Linked DNA regions of Homo sapiens: region 1 is linked to region 2. Evidence: read pairs that join two places in POLR2A ChIA-PET (ENCODE). Cell type or tissue: GM12878. All regions are shown on one strand. Links, peaks and the distances in the headings refer to the core of each region. The heading gives the core; the rest is flanking DNA. Region 1 has its middle 13 kb from the start of WHRN. Region 2 has its middle 270 kb from the start of DELEC1.

What was found. ChIA-PET counts read pairs that join two places held together with the same protein. Peaks named below come from ENCODE experiments on the same cell type or tissue, not always from the same donor. Only the 100,000 strongest peaks of a DNase experiment are listed, where the experiment ranks them.
Region 1: POLR2A ChIA-PET joins it to region 2 with 5 read pairs; 1 of 35 experiments calls an interaction of 5 or more read pairs at or near these places.

Annotation. Positions count from the first base shown.
Region 1 is chr9:114,514,828-114,522,584 of GRCh38, reverse strand. No RefSeq gene overlaps it. Among named protein-coding and RNA genes, the nearest start is that of WHRN, 13 kb to the right of the region's middle. RefSeq lists an enhancer at 3,821-3,990. In GM12878, for the core only: no CTCF peak of the experiment used is centred there; a DNase peak (open chromatin) is centred at 3,849; H3K27ac peaks cover 351 bases; H3K27me3 peaks cover 154 bases.
Region 2 is chr9:115,408,981-115,416,737 of GRCh38, reverse strand. No RefSeq gene overlaps it. Among named protein-coding and RNA genes, the nearest start is that of DELEC1, 270 kb to the right of the region's middle. In GM12878, for the core only: no CTCF peak of the experiment used is centred there; a DNase peak (open chromatin) is centred at 3,237.

The DNA of each region.
Region 1 (7,757 bases), core at 1,449-6,448, 890 kb after region 2:
GAGAGGCTGCAAGCAAAGGAGAGGGGAGAAGGGTCTTGTTCACTCCTGTTTGCCTGCCGATCCTGTCAGTGTCTCCATAGCAACAGCCCTTGCTCCTGGCACTAGTAGTTGGTTCCAGTTCCCAGCCCTCCCAAAGCCAGCCTTATTGCACCTCCTGTGAGACCAGTTGAGCAGCTCCACCTCTTCAGAGATCTGGGTACCAGCTCTGTGTGGCCAGCCCTGCCTCTAAGTCGCTAGGTTCTGATAATCCCAATTTATTCCCTTCATTCCCCCAAATCTAGGGGTGGCCTTTGCTTAGGATTGGTCTTTCCTTCCTGCAGTTAACTCTTAGTGTTCCCTCACTGTTCTCTGTTGACTTTTCATTCCTCTAGTGCTCATGAAAACAATTTCCTATATTAAATTCTCTCTGTTAAAGTCACAGTATAGTTTCTGTTTTCCTGATGCTAATGTCCCAGATGGGAGCTCCAATAGGAGCCTGGGTCTTGGAGTAATGGTGCAGGGCAGGGTCTTAGCCAACCTGCAGTGAACATGTGGTCTGAGTGAGAAATAAATATTTGTGCTGTGACTCACCAAGATTTCTGGGGTCATTTTTTTAATGTGGCATAATCTAGCCTATTTTGATTAATACAGAAGTCACAAATGTCACATTCCCCAGCTGGGGCCATAAGAAGAGGATTCTCTCCCCATGCCAGTAGGCAGAGAGCAGCACCCAAGGCAAGCTATACTCTGACAATTTAAAAATACTCCAAAGTCTGGACACATTTTGCTGTGTTTGAGATTGAGTAAAAGAGGAAAAGAGCCTAGGGTTTAGTTGTGAATATTTTTATTTTGTAAAGAGTTCTTAAAAGTAAATAAAGACAAAGATTATTGTAGAAAAATGAACAAAGGTATATATGGAAAAATGCTTAATCTTTTCAGGAATCAAAAAACATTTTTTTAAAGAGTCAAGGTCTCGCTACGTTACCAGGCTGGCCTCAAAGTCCTGGGCTCAAATGATCCTCCCACCTCAGCCTCCTGAGTAGCTGGGACAGAAAACAAATGTTAAAGTCATGCATTACCAATATTATGGATTGAATTGCGTCTTCCTCTGCCAAAAAAAGAGAAAAAGGTATGTTGACATCCGAACCCCCAGTATCTTATTAGAATGTAACCTTATTTGGAAATATGGAAATAAGGTCATTGCAGATGCAGTTAGTTAAGATGAGGTCCTACTGGAGTAGAACTGGCCCCTAATCCAACAAAATGGGTTTCGTGTTTTTTATTTTTTGTTGATTTTTGTTTTTTTGTTTTTGAGAAGGAGTTTCACTCTCATCACCCAGGCTGGAGGGCAGTGGCTTGATCTTGGCTCACTGCAACCTCTGCCTCCCGGGTTCAAGCGATTCTCCTGCCTCAGCCTCCCAAGTAGCTGGGATTATAGGTATGTGCCACCACACCCAGCTAATTTTTGTATTTTTAGTAGAGACAGAGTTTCTCCATGTACGCCAGGCTGGGCTTGAACTCCTGACCTTGGGTGATCTGCCTGCCTCTGCCTCCCGAAGTGCTGGGATTACAGGCATGAGCCACCGTGCCTGGCCAATGGGTGTCTAATAAGAAGCTGGCCATGTGAAGACAGAGACACTCAGGGAGAAAGCCGAATGTCAATGAAGGCAGAGATTGGAGCAATGCAGCTGCAAGCCAAGGCACACGAAAGATTGCCAGCAAGCCACCAGAAGCTAGGAAGACACCTGAAGCCAGAAGGACACCAAGAATGATTTCCCTGCAGGTTTCAGAGGCAGGATGGCCCTGCTGATACCTTGAGTTTAGAATTCTAGCCTCCAGAACTGTGAATACATTTTCTGTTCTTTTCAGCACACAGTTTGTGATACTTTGTTACAGTAGCCCAAGGAAACACATACAACCAATTTTTTTGCTTTTCAAATTGGAAAAGAATAAAAAGAATAAGTTCCCCAGGGCTTAGCAGAATGTTCACAAGGAGTGGGTAATAGGCATTCTTACATACTCCTGATGGGAGACGCTACCTATGAAGTCTTTTTGATAGGTGCTGGCAAAAAGTATCAATAATAGCCTCTAGAAAAGAATATACTTTTGGCCAGCTACTATGTCTCTATGAATTTATCTGAAGAGTTAAGAAGACAAAAGATTGTTTATTATAGCTATGCTGACAATAAGAGAAAGTTAAAATATTGAAGTGTCTGATAACAGAGGATTGCTTAAAGAAATCATGGTAAATTCTAAATGGTCATTAAGAATGACGTAGATTTATTTGCATTGCCATAGAAAAAGACTGACCACATATTGTTGGTATGATAGAGAAATTCAAATTATATATAATATCTATATAATGATGATTCCATTTTTGTAGGGAAAGATGTATATATTTACATACCTACGTATATTAAAAAAAAAAAGTCCCCAGGGTTTGATAAAGTACTTAGCAATTGGTAGACACCCAATAAACCTTTACTGAATGTATATAGGAAAAATGAATTTTTCTTTATACTCACAGTTAACACTTCTGTGGCCCCAGATATGTGAGTTTTTTTCCCACACAGACGGATTCTCCAACACCAGCTGGGTGTCGTACGATACAATTAAATTCTGACACTATCTACCTGGAGTTAACACAAGCCCCACAAGTTAAGGGTGCAGTCTTACAAGACTGCCACCCACTTCAGACACCAATCACAAGTCCACGCCATCACCTGCGCTTCTGACCAACCAGCTGTATATCGGAGGTTCCTACAACCTCCTTCTTAGTTTTGATCTTTGCCAGGGCAGCTCACAGAACTCAGGGAAACATGTATTTATGCTTACCAGTTTATTATACTGGATGGTACAAAGGATATAGACAAATAGTGGAGGAAGAGGTACGCAAGTCAAGGTATGTGGGAAAGGGGTGCAGAGCTTCCACGTCTTCTGTGGGCTTGACACCCTTTGAGAACCTTCCTGTGTTCAGCAACCTAGAAGCTTTCTGGACCCCATAGTTCAGGGATTTTTTGGAGTTTTATCACATGGTAGATTATTAATTCAGTCTCCAGCTCCTCTTCCCTTCCTGGGGGATACGGGTAGGCAGTGTGAGGCTGAAAGTTCTGAGCTTCTAATCACGGTTTCATGTTTCTGGCGACCACCTCCATTCAGGAACCCACTAAGAGCTGCCTCATTAGAACAAAATATGCTTCTATCATCCAGGAAATTCCAAGGGATTAGCAGCTCTGTGTCAGGAATTGGGGTCAAAGACCAAAAAATATATTTCTTATTATAAATCACAATATCACACTGAATAAATGAATGGATAATTACATAAATAAAAGCTATACACCCAAAACGTTTGCATTTATTTTCTATAGTGGGGGGAATTAGGGGTGATCTTTTTCCAAAAAATGTGTTTTTATTCTTTTTGCATCTATTTACATCTATTTTCAAATTTTTGTACAATAAGCACACATTACTTCTATAATAAGAAGAAAAAAAGAAACTTGGAATTCTGTCAAATTCTGCCATCAACTTATTTTCTAACCTAGGACACCACAACCACCCTATCTTGCCTCAGAGTCCCCAGCAAGAAATGGAGAGTTGGTTGGATGACCCCCAGGAACCCCCCTCCCTTGGCTGGGTGGAGGAGAGGGCGGAGCTAAGGAAGGCTCTACAGTAGAGGGAACAGGAATGAAATGGAACTGGGAACAGAAAGATTCCCCATGAGCCAGCGAAAGTGTGCAGGCGAGGGAGCTGCAGTTCCTCAATCTTGTCAGGGCCTCAGAGTCCAAAGGGTGGAATAGACAGAGCTGCCCCAAAACTGTGAGTTTTCTGGGCCTGAAGCCACATCGCATCTGAATGCTGGTTGGTAGAAAGCTGACAAAGAAATGAAACCATCAATAACAACAAGGAAGAAACTGAAAGTAACACAAGCAGATGTTAGATTGAAAGGCCTCAAAAGGTTGACTCTTGAAGGCTATAAACTCTAAGACTTATTGCAGCCTTTTTGGAAAACAGTCTAGCAGTTCTTCAAATGGTTAACCATAGAGGTGTCTATGGTTATCAATGGTTAAACAGCTCAGCAGTTCTAATCCTAGGTATATAACTAAGAGGAATGAAAACATTTGTCTGCACAAGAACATATACATAAATATTCATAGCAGCATTATTCATAGTAGCCAAAAGGTGGAAACAACCCAAATGTCCATCAACTGATGAATAAACAAAATGTGGCAAAGACATATGATGGAATATTATTCAGCCATGAAAAAGAAACAAGTTCTGATACATACTACAACATGCATGAATCTTGAAGACATTATGCTAAGTGAAAGAGGCCAGTCACAGCCAGATGTAGTGGCTCATACCTGTAATCCCAGCACTTTGGGAGGCCAAGACAGGAGGATTGCTTGAGCCCAGGAATTCAAGACCAGTCGGGGCAATATAGCAAGACCTTGGCTCTACTAAGAGTAAAAAAATTAGTTGAATGTGGTGGTGCACACATGTAGCCCCAGCCACTCAAGGAGCTGAGGCGGGAGGACTGCCTGAGCCCAGAAGGTAGAGACTACAGTGAGCTAGTGAGCCATAATGGTGCCACTGTGCTCCAGCCTGGGTGACAGAGCAAGACCCTGTCTCAAAAAAAAAAAAAAAAAAAAAAAAGGAAAAGACCAGGCTCGGTGACTCACACCTGTAATCCCAGCACTTTGGGATCACTTGAGGTCAGGAGTTCTAGACCAGCCTGGCTAACATGGTGAAAAGCCATCTCTAATAAAAAAATTCAAAAATTAGCAGATGTGGTGGCAGGGGCCTGTAATCCTACCTACATGGGAGGCTGAGGCAGGAGAGTGGCTTGAATCTGAGAGGCAGAGTTTACAGTGAGCTGAGATTATGCCACTGCACTCCAGCCTGGGCTACAAAGCAAGACTCCATCTCAAAACAAACAAACAGAAACAGAAACAAAAACAAAACAAAACAAAACAAAAAAAACAAGCCAGTCACAAAAGGCTACATATTGAATCACTCCATTTGTATGAAATGTCCAGAATAAGCAAATCTCTAGACACAGTAAGTAAGTGGCATTTTAGGGCTGGGGGTTGATTATGGGGGATGATGGCTAGAGGGTATGGGGCTTCTTTTGGGGGTGATGAAAATGTTCTAGAATTGATTGCACAACTGGGAATATATCAAAAACCATATAACTATACACTTTAAGTGAGTAAATTGTATGGTACTTGAACAATACTCCAATAAAACTGTTACAAGGAAAAGAAAAGCAATTGAAGGCTGCGTTTTTCTAATTCATGTTATCAGTTCATCCTGCAGAAAGTGTGATTTCAGCTCCCATTTATTCGAGGCATCTCCTATCTCCCAGGCAAAGGTGTTAATTGTGACATCAATTGGATGACAAGGGATGTGTAGACCAATTGCTCCCGTAGCCCCAGCCAATTGCCAGCGAACTGACAGGCAAGTGAGTAAGGGCTTCCTAGATCATTCAGCTACCAGCTGAGCCTCCAACTGACCGCAGACCCATGAAAAAGCTCAGCTGACTCACAGAAGTGTGAGCTAAACCGGTGATGGTTAGACAGTGCATTTTGGGATGGTTTGTTACATAGCAGAAACCAACGGACACATGTCTGGTACAAATGTGTAAGAGTTTCCTCCAGGAAATATACCAAGATACGGAGCCACCAGGTCTAGAGTTGGCATTTTTTCAAGCCTACTAGATGCTGCCAAGCAGCTCTCCACAGTGGTCCTGCCAATTTATACTCCCACCAGCCCTGTAAGCACATTCCTTTTGCACCACAACCTTGCCAATACTTGGTAATGTCAGTTATTTTGATTTTGCCAATCTGGTATGTGCGAAATGGTATCTCAATGTTGTTTTAACTTGCAACTCTCTGATCACAAGTGAGGCTGAATATCATTTCTGAGGTTTACTGGTTGAATGAGGTTTCTGAAAAAAAAAAAAAAAAAAAAAAAAAAGAAGACCTTGGTCAGATCTGTGTTTCTGTGTTTCTCTCCCTTCTTGAACTGGCACACTCCCAGACACAAATTAGTCTTCACTTCCGGAGTCCCCTTCCCAACTATTTTACCTGCCTTCTCCTTAAGACTCAGTGCAGGCATTCACTCCTCCAGGAAGCTTTCCTGACTTCCAACCTCCACATTGGGTCAGGTGCTCCCTCTGTGCCCCATCTACCTTCCTCTATTGGAGCACCCACCTCATTGTATTGCAGTTGTCTAACTCTTCCTCTAGAGCAGGGATATTCAATAAAAGTTTGTTGTATGACTGGATGAAACCCAAGCTTTGCCTTTTAAAAGCTTAGCCTCCCAGCCTCAGTTTCCTCATCTGTTGAATGGGGATGATACAGGAATTCTTGGAGAATTGACATGAGTCTTAAATGAAGAAAGGAACATAATGTATCTGATAAAGTAAGCTCTCAGTAAATTGAAGCAAGTATTATTTAGAATAAGGAGGTCTCAATGTTTTTGGTCATGGACCACAGAATTTAGAAAAATGAAACATTGATACGCACACAAGCACAGATACGGTGCACAATTTCTGAGACGTCACAGGTGCTCTGAAGTCATGATCCCCACATTAAGAACCTGTAATCTATAGATATTTATAAATGTCAATTATTTTTACCTTTATGCCCACCATTAGCACCTAATAAATGTTCAGTAAGACAGTGCTGATGAATGAGTTAATTTTGTAAATGGATCAGCAGCCACCCCTGCCCCATGAAATTCCTCAGCCAGTGAGGCTCTTAGCCCATGGTCAGGCTTTCGTTGTCCATCACCTAAAAGGAAAGAGGACTCCCAGACAGTGGAGTGACCTTGGCTTTTTCTGACAAGCAAAAACAATGGCACAAAGCCTTTGCCACATGACCAGCAAAAGCTTCCACAGTCTCCCTGGGCCGGCCACCCTTCCTAACCTCCTCACAGTCCAGTAAAAAATCCTCATTTTCTCCAACTCCAAAATCAGATTCTGAAAGGCAACTGCAAACTCCTTCTTGCTACAGTGCCTTTTAATTAGACAACAAAAAGCCCTGGAGATCATACTGCTCCCTTGTAACGGTGTGTTCCAGAAAATTACTGCCATTGGATTAAATTAAAGAAAGGTTATTCAAGTGACTCGTTAGGCACATTCCAACAGTGTTAGGATAGCACCAGGGCTGTTGTTGCTGTTTTTGTTTTTTTGTTTTTTGTCATGCACAGAGCAAGGAACAAATGCACGTCCTTATGGAAGGTTTTTCATGACACAAACTAGTTCTCATAGAATAGTTAGGATAGGAGAGCCTGAGAAGTCGTGCCTGGAATTGGGACATAAAGATTTTCACCAATTGGAGCTGGAGGAGGAAGCATCTAACATTAGTTGGGAATATACATACTATTATGGGCTGAATTATGTCCTCCCTTACCTCATATTCATATGTGGAAGTCCTAATCCTGAGGACCTCAGAATGTAACTATATTTGGAGATAAGGCCTTTAAAGAGGTAGTTATGATGTTTTAGGGTGAGCCTTAATCCAATATGACTTATAAGAAGAGAAAATTTGGACACAGACATGGGCACATAAACAGGCAAAAGACCATGTGAAGACACAGGGAGAAGGCTGTCTACAAACCAAGGAGAGAGGGCTCAGAAGAAACCAACCCTGTTGACACCTTGATCTTGGACTTCAAGATTCTAGATTTGTGAGAAAATAAATGTCTGTTGTTTAAGTCACCCAGTCCATGGTATTTTGTTACGGCAGCCTGATATGGTTTGGATCTGTGTCCCC
Region 2 (7,757 bases), core at 990-5,989:
TGATAGAAAATTTTTTATCAATATTATCAATGTTTGAGGCCCTTTTTTGTTCTTGTTTGTTGCTTGAAAATGCCTTGAAGTTCTGAGATCTACATCAGGAGCCAGAAAACCTGGGTTTAGTCCCAATTCTAATATTGGGTATGCTTGGTCAAAGTTCTTCCCTTTTCAGACTTTCATGCTCATTCATAAAGATTAAAGATTTACCCAGGTGCTGCTGAAGGGCCTTCTAGCTTTGAGAATGCTCATACTCTGATCTGTTTGGCAATAGATGAGGCTATCACAGAGTTTCCCTCTAGAATCAGAAGAGAGGCAAGAAGGGGTGGTAACTCAGTTGTGCATTCTCAAGCATATCAATGCAGACCAGCAATTAAAAAGATGCACTTTGTGGCTGGGCGCAGTGGCTCACGCCTGTAATCCTAGCACTTTGGGAGGCCAAGACGGGCAGATTGCCTGAGTTCAGGAGTTTAAGACCAGCCTGGGCAACACGGTGAAACCCCATCTCTACTAAAATACAAAAAAAATCAGCCAGGTGTGGTGGTGTGCGCCTGTAGTCCCAGCTACTCAGTAGGGTGAGGCAGGAGAATTGCTTGAACCCAGGAGGCGGAGGTTGCAGTGAGCCGAGATCACACCACTGCACTCCAGCCTAGGTGACAGAGTAAGACTCTGGCAAAAAAAAAAAAAAAAAGATGCACTTTCTAAAAAAGAAAACAACCAGCTGGGAAATCCATGCTAAAATGTTCCCTCCAGGTTGGCTCTGGAAATGCCCAAGGGTAGAACATTATTATCTCCAAAATTCTGAAGGGGCAAAAGGAGGGCAAGTCTATATCTGATGCCAAATACATAAAGGCCATTCCAGTTGGTTAATGGAATTCACAGTTTGAAAAGAAAGCAACTTGTTTTTGTAAGACTCATTTCCAGAGAGCCAGCTCCTCTGTTTCCATTTGCACCAGATGACTTCAGGTCAGCAGAATATGGAAAGGACAGTCTCAGCCAAGGCTCCAAGAGCCTAGGCTAACAAGGCCCTAGGGGAAAGGCCTTCAAAGGGTACACAGATTACTTACTGTGTCTGCCAGTGAAACTGACCAAAAGGAAGCAGACCTGCCGGTGCAGGCCAGGCACCAGGAAGTGTGAAAATGCCGTGTTAATGGCCACTGACTGTGGACACTCCTACAAGCTGTTCTTTGGAAGTCTGATCTGGTTTGGCTGAAGGGCTGTGCCAGTAAGAACCACTTCCACCCAGCTGCTCTGCAGAATTGGGGCATCAGGAAGTTTGACAACGTGCTTTTCATGATCATCAACAGGTACCATTGGAAGAGACCTGAATTCTGGCTCTGAATTGCTTTTCCATTCCTGTGCGATCTTGTACAGGTTACTCTCCCTGTCTGAGCCTTAATTTACTCACTGTTAAGAGAAGGAAATTGGGTTAGCCTTGATGTGTTGGGAGTATAGAAAAGCAAGCTTTGCTTCAAGTAGCTAATATGTGGCTAAAAACTGGCTGCAGGCTATACTATGTCTGCCTGTGTGTGTTTATAATGGAGGCAACTACGTTTCAGAGACATAGCTTTCCTAGGGTCAGTTCAGTAAATGTGAGTTGGGCATATTGCTGGGTACAGGAGGTCAAGGAATGAATATGGCTTAGTTCCTTCTCTTGGCCAGTTTCTAGTTGGTGGCAAGGCAAACCTGTAAACAGATAGTGCAGTGTGTTTGGAGCAGCAGAGGACATAATGCCACTGGATGGGAGAGATGGAGATAAGGCATGGGTAGGAGTAGAGCCTTCTCCAGTAAGTACGGGTAGGAGAAACTGAAAGAGAAGGCTCTTCAGTAGGAAACAAATTCCTGAATTGTCTTGTATGATGATTATGGGTTGTCTTTAAAAAAAAAATATGTGAGAGGGAGTGGCTAGAAGAAAGAATAAAGGAAGGCTTTCCAAGGCAGGAGAAAAGAAATAAGGCATGGAACTGTATAAGAAGTAGCATAGCAGAGATGGAACTGAAAATTCATCCAATTAATTCAGTGTTGTTGGAGGGTAAAGTAGAAGGAAATGAAAAAGTGGTTAATCTGGGCTAAAGTAATATCTTCTAAAAGCAAATTCATTCTTCATTCATTAAACCATTCTTCCTTTTATTGCATTTTATTTGAAAATACATTATAAAAGATTTCAATACACAAAATGTGACAAAGAATAAATGAAAGCCCATATACCTACCATTCAGTTTAGGAAATAAAATGTTGCCAACATAATTATAGAGGCTTGCATTCCCTATGCTAAGCGTACCCATTTAAGAGCAAATTCATCTCTTCGGATGAGAATCACAGTAATTAAACTCTCAGGAATTAACTACAAAATTGTAAATTTAATTTATTAACTGATATTGCAAAATATAACTGTCACATGGACTGGAATATGAGTGTCCCTGAGGTCAGTACATTCCTTCCCTGTACCAGGCTACAGGGTACACCACATCTTAGTCAAAAGCCAGTTTTTCAGTTAACAGTGAGAAATTCCAGGCAGTCTGAACAGCTTATTCTTTTCCAGTGGCTGGTTCCTCATGAAATGTCAAATTATTGTCAGATGTTTTCTTGGTAAATCTGGAGTCAGATGAATCAAAAATTGAATGGCACAAACTTCCTGTTTCCTTCCTTCCTTCCTTCCTTCCTTCCTTCCTTCCTTCCTTCCTTCCTTCCTTCCTTCCTTCTTTCTTTCCATCCTTCCTTCCTTCCTTCTTTCCTAAAGTAACCCAACCACCTCACCTTGGGGACATGTTCTCAGGACCTCTTGAGACAGTGCCTTGGGCCATGGTCACTCACATTTGTCTCAGAATAAATCTCTTCAAGTATTTTACAGAGTTTGGCTTTTTTGGGTCAACATTACCAGCAACACTGTGAATTGTGACTTCTTATTCTTTTAACAACTTGTTTCTGCTTAATTATCCAGAGTTATTTGCTGTTGCCTATGTACAAAATCCTGCTCGTGCTAAGAGCTGTATAACTGATAAAAAAAATAAACATAGCTCTGACCACATTATCCTTGTAAATTCATGGAGGAGGCAAATGTCAACTAAATGAATACAGAATTACAAATTTATAAATTGTGATAATTTGTAGTTATCTCTACAAGGAACAGTACATTAATAAAAAGTGACAGTAGGGGAAACTAATTTCAATTTTAGGGGAATTCACAGTGGCTTCTCTGAGGAAGTGACACTGGAGTTGAGACCTGAAAGTAAGTAGGAGTTAGAGAAATAAGAAGTTGGGTGTGTCTCAGGGGAGAGGGGTTAAGGTTATTGTACAGTTCAATTAATGGCACAATATCAACAAGATTTCAGATTTCTCCTGAGGAGATTGGGAAGGCACTGAAAGGTATTAGGTAAGAGAGTTACCTAATTTAATTTGTTTTCTATTTGTTTGTTTATTGCTTTTTAAAAAGTGCACTCAATGTGTATAATGAATTTGCACTGGATAAAAATAGAAATAGGCAATTCTTCCCACCAGGTCTACCACAACACTACCACCTTGGGTGTGGGCTATACTTAGCAATTCACATCCAATATGTAGAGTGTGGGAAAGGGCAAAGTAGTAACTTTATATAAAAAAAAACTAACAAACCAACTGGCAAACACTTCCTTAACTAAATAATCAAGGTTAATGTCACCAACAATAGGCCATTCTGATAATAAGTACCTTCTAATGTAATGTGATAGGGAGGGAACTTCAACTCTGTGAGATTCTTTTCCCAAATCTATAAACTTAGTTTAATGAGGCAAACATCAGAAAAACATGAACTGGGTTCACTGGTGAAAATTTCTGGCCTCAGGTACTCCACAAAGCTGTCAAGGCAGGAAAAGCAGGAAAGGACAGACATTGTCACAGACCAGAGGACACTAATGAGATATGATGACTACATGCTATGTGGTATCCTGGAAGAGAAAAATGATGTCAGCATAAAAATTGGTTAAACCTGAATAAAGTCTGCAGTTTAGTTAATGGTAATGTACCAATTTTGGATTCTTAGTTGTGATAAATGTGCTGTGGTGTTGTAAGATGTTAATACTAGGAGAAACCAGATGAGAGATCTACAAAAGCTATCTGTATTATTTTTGGAACCGTTCTGTAAATTTAAAATTATTCTCAAATAAAAAGATTATTTTAAAAAAAGAATAAGCAGAAAAACCTGTTAACTACTGCCACCAGTTTTCTAGACAAGAGAGTAGACTCTAGTGAGGACATTGAAATAGAGAGCAGTAAGTTAGAGGTTTATTTTGGGGGTATGATTGACAGTTCCAATATGTCCTTCTCACATTAGAGGAAAGGCTTTCCAGTGGAAGAGCAAGGTCTATAATCAAAAGCTACGTGCTGGTGAGGACTTTACTAAGTGACTAAGTATCCTAGCAATTTGTACCAGATGTGTGCATGTCCGAAGTCCTGATAGATGTCCAATCATCTAATTCCCATGGAGAATAAATTCTTTTTTCCAAGCACCAGAAGCTCTCCCCTTAAGCTTCTTGTTTAGCTGGTTTATAAATGTTCAATTTTTTTATTTGCATCAAATAAATTATTCCCACCAGTGAGCTGGTGATTCAGACTGAGTGGGAAGCTCTCTCCTATCCTAGGGCCATGAGCCTGCTAATTTGTCATGCTGTGCTTGTGCCTTTAGGAATCCCTTTATTTGTCTTACAGTTAACTACTATCTTCAGTTGTTAAAAGGCTGAGTGGAACTGAAATGCTATTTTGTTTTTTCAAAGCAATATGGTTTTGACAGCTATCTATGGAAGGATATGAAGAGGAGGCAGGAATGGAAAGTAGTTGGAGGGGTAGGGGCATATGCCTGGCTTTCCTCCCAAGCACAAGGTTGCTTTTCTGTATTCTGTTTTTTGTTTGTTTGTTTGTTTTTGTTCTTGTGTTTTTTTGACAGAATCTCTCTCTGTCTCCCAGGCTGAAGTGCAGTGGCATGATCTCAGCTCACTGTAGCCTAGACTTCCCAGGCTCAAGTGAAGGTTTCTTCTTACAAAGAGTTTATAGGTTGTCATAGTCTTTGAGTCATGAAATCCATCATGGCTACTACATAACAAAATGAGAAGCCTGGTGGCCAGAAACATTTGAAGTATTTGAAAGTATAATCAAATAGCAAAAGTAAAATAGCGGACTGAAATTTTTTCCTCCTTGATCCTCCCTTAACCTTACTCTATGAGGTTTGGGTGAGGCTGATTCCAGCCCTAGGTAAATGAGAGAATTCCAACCTCTTGTCCATAGTCAAGAATGTAGCATATTCTAGGATGGGCCAAGAGTCATATCTGGAAAGTTTGCTGAAGATATTGGAAAAGAGACATTCTTTCCACTGAGGTTGCCTGTAGTCACAGCACCAATTCAATATCATAAGGACATAGATGGTGGAATAGTTAACAGATAGCTCCGCTTGAGGTAGGACAAAAGGAGCCTTGATGACAAAACAAATAACATTTTGTAGCCTGACACTTGGAATAGCCAGCTTTTACAGCCTCAGTCTCTTGCATTATCTGGTTAAAGCCTGTCTGATGATAAAACTGATAGATCTGAAAGCAGAGTGAGAGAGGAAAAGAAGCTGAGCTTTGATAAGCTTGGATCCAACCATGCCTAAAGTCATTTTTTTAGTTGAGTTAATGAGTTCTGTTTTTATTTCATTTTATGAAGTTTTTGAGCTTCTTAATTAGATAAAAAGAGAAGTAATAACTTCTGAATACCTGTGAAGGGTAGCAGAATATGCCACTTTGGCATATTGATTATTTGGAGCTGAAGACAATTGAGAGGAAGCAGATAAAATAAAAGCTCTCTGTCCTACTCTTATTTGCCTAAAAGTGGGACATAAATTTATAAGGATGCACCCCCCCCACCCCACGTTCTCTACCAGAAAGGACATAATTTAATCACCTGAAACAATTCTAAACCCTTATTATCCTTGAGACTGAAGACTGTACCAGGAGAATCTACATAACAAACCTCACTAATTAGCTCTATTCTTCCGTTAGTTTTCTCATATATTTTCCTTCCTACAATTTGCCACCACTAGAACTCAAAGTCATTTTCTTTTGTCTTATCAATTGTCTACAAATTTATTATTCTTTTCTAAGATGACATATATGCCCAAGGTATACCCATCCCTTTAAATTACTCATCACTGAATATTCCTTTGAATAATGCAGTGCACATATTAGTCAATTTCTCTTTGTTCTTATCTTGTTAATCTGTCATTTGTTAGTCTAATTTGCAGGGGTCCAGCCATTGAACCAAAGCTGGGTAGAGGAAAAAGTGATTTTTTTCCTCTCCTACACCTGCTAACTATTCCACACTAACCCTTCCTGCTAGGAGCTACTCTGTAAGTTTTTCTTTAATACTCGTAGAAACATTGTAAAGTGTTATTTATCCCATTCACAGAAAAGGTAACTAAAACATAGAAAAGTTAAAGTGGCACCAATTGTAATAAAAGGGTTAAGCAAACGGAGTGGGGATTACAACTAAGGTCAATTCTATGAGTTGCAACCTCACTTTGCTGCCTTTTTTTTTTTTAAGTACCAAAAACTGTTTTTGTGTCTTTTGAGCAAAATATTTTGGTGGACTTAAAAAAAATTACCCAGTTTTACAGATCAAATCTTGTTAGTGTCTCCCAAATCTTTTTTCTATTCCCACTGCCGACACCAAATTCAAGACAAGATGTCCTCTGAGAATTGCAAAAGCAACTTCTCAGGTCTGTCTTCCCTCCCACGTTGTTCTCTACTCTGCATCCAGAAATCAGTATAATATTGTTTTACTCGTTACTTTTTGTACTTTGTTCTATTTATTTATTTTTATTTATTGTGAGGTCTTCAAGGACAAGCATTTGGTTTATTTTTCTCTCTGCTGAATGTCCCAGTGTCTGACGATGTCTGACTCTCAGTGTTTTCATTTATTCTTCTACATCTAAATACCTTCCATAGACCAAAGAACTCCAAATTTATATGTCTATACCACACCTGTCCCCAAAACTTTGATTTTAATAATTGTCTTTGTACTTGCATATGCAATCAATATTTTGATCAAAAACTAAACTTCTTATCTTCTCCCACAACATGTTCCCAGCTTCTTTCCCACCGTCTTCCCCATGGGACACAGCTAAGGACAACCCCATCCTGTCAGGTGCTCAAGCTGATAACATGAAGTCATTCTGGACTTTCCATCTGTCCTTGCACACCACTTCCAATGGATCAACACATCTTGTTGGGTGTCACTACAACTTTTGACCATACGCACTGCTTCGACTACAATCCAAGTTACCACCATTTTTTATTCTTGGGTTAATGTACCAGCCTCCTAACTGGTTTCTTTGTTTCTGTCCTTGTTTCATCTCAACTCCAAGGAATTGTTCTGGACTGGAAGCGTTAGTACTTCAAGCTTCTACTCAGAACATTCCAGTGGCTTCCCTTCTGATCCAGGGTAAGCGCCAAAGCCTGCACAATGTTCCACATGGTCTGTCATCTCTCTAGATTCATCTCCTCTCCAGCCCCATGAGCTTTCTTGGTGTTCCTCAAACACACCCAATACCCTCTTTCCTGTAGACCTTTGCCCTGGTTTTCCCCTTTGCCTAGGATGTTTTTCTCATGGATACCCACATGGCTTACCCTTCACCTCCTTCATATCTTTGCCCGAATGCCACCTTCTCAGTGAGGTTTTCCCTGACTACTACATCTAAAACTGCCATCTGCTCCTTCGAGGAAGAAGGATTTGTCTGTCTTTTGTTTGTTTGTTTT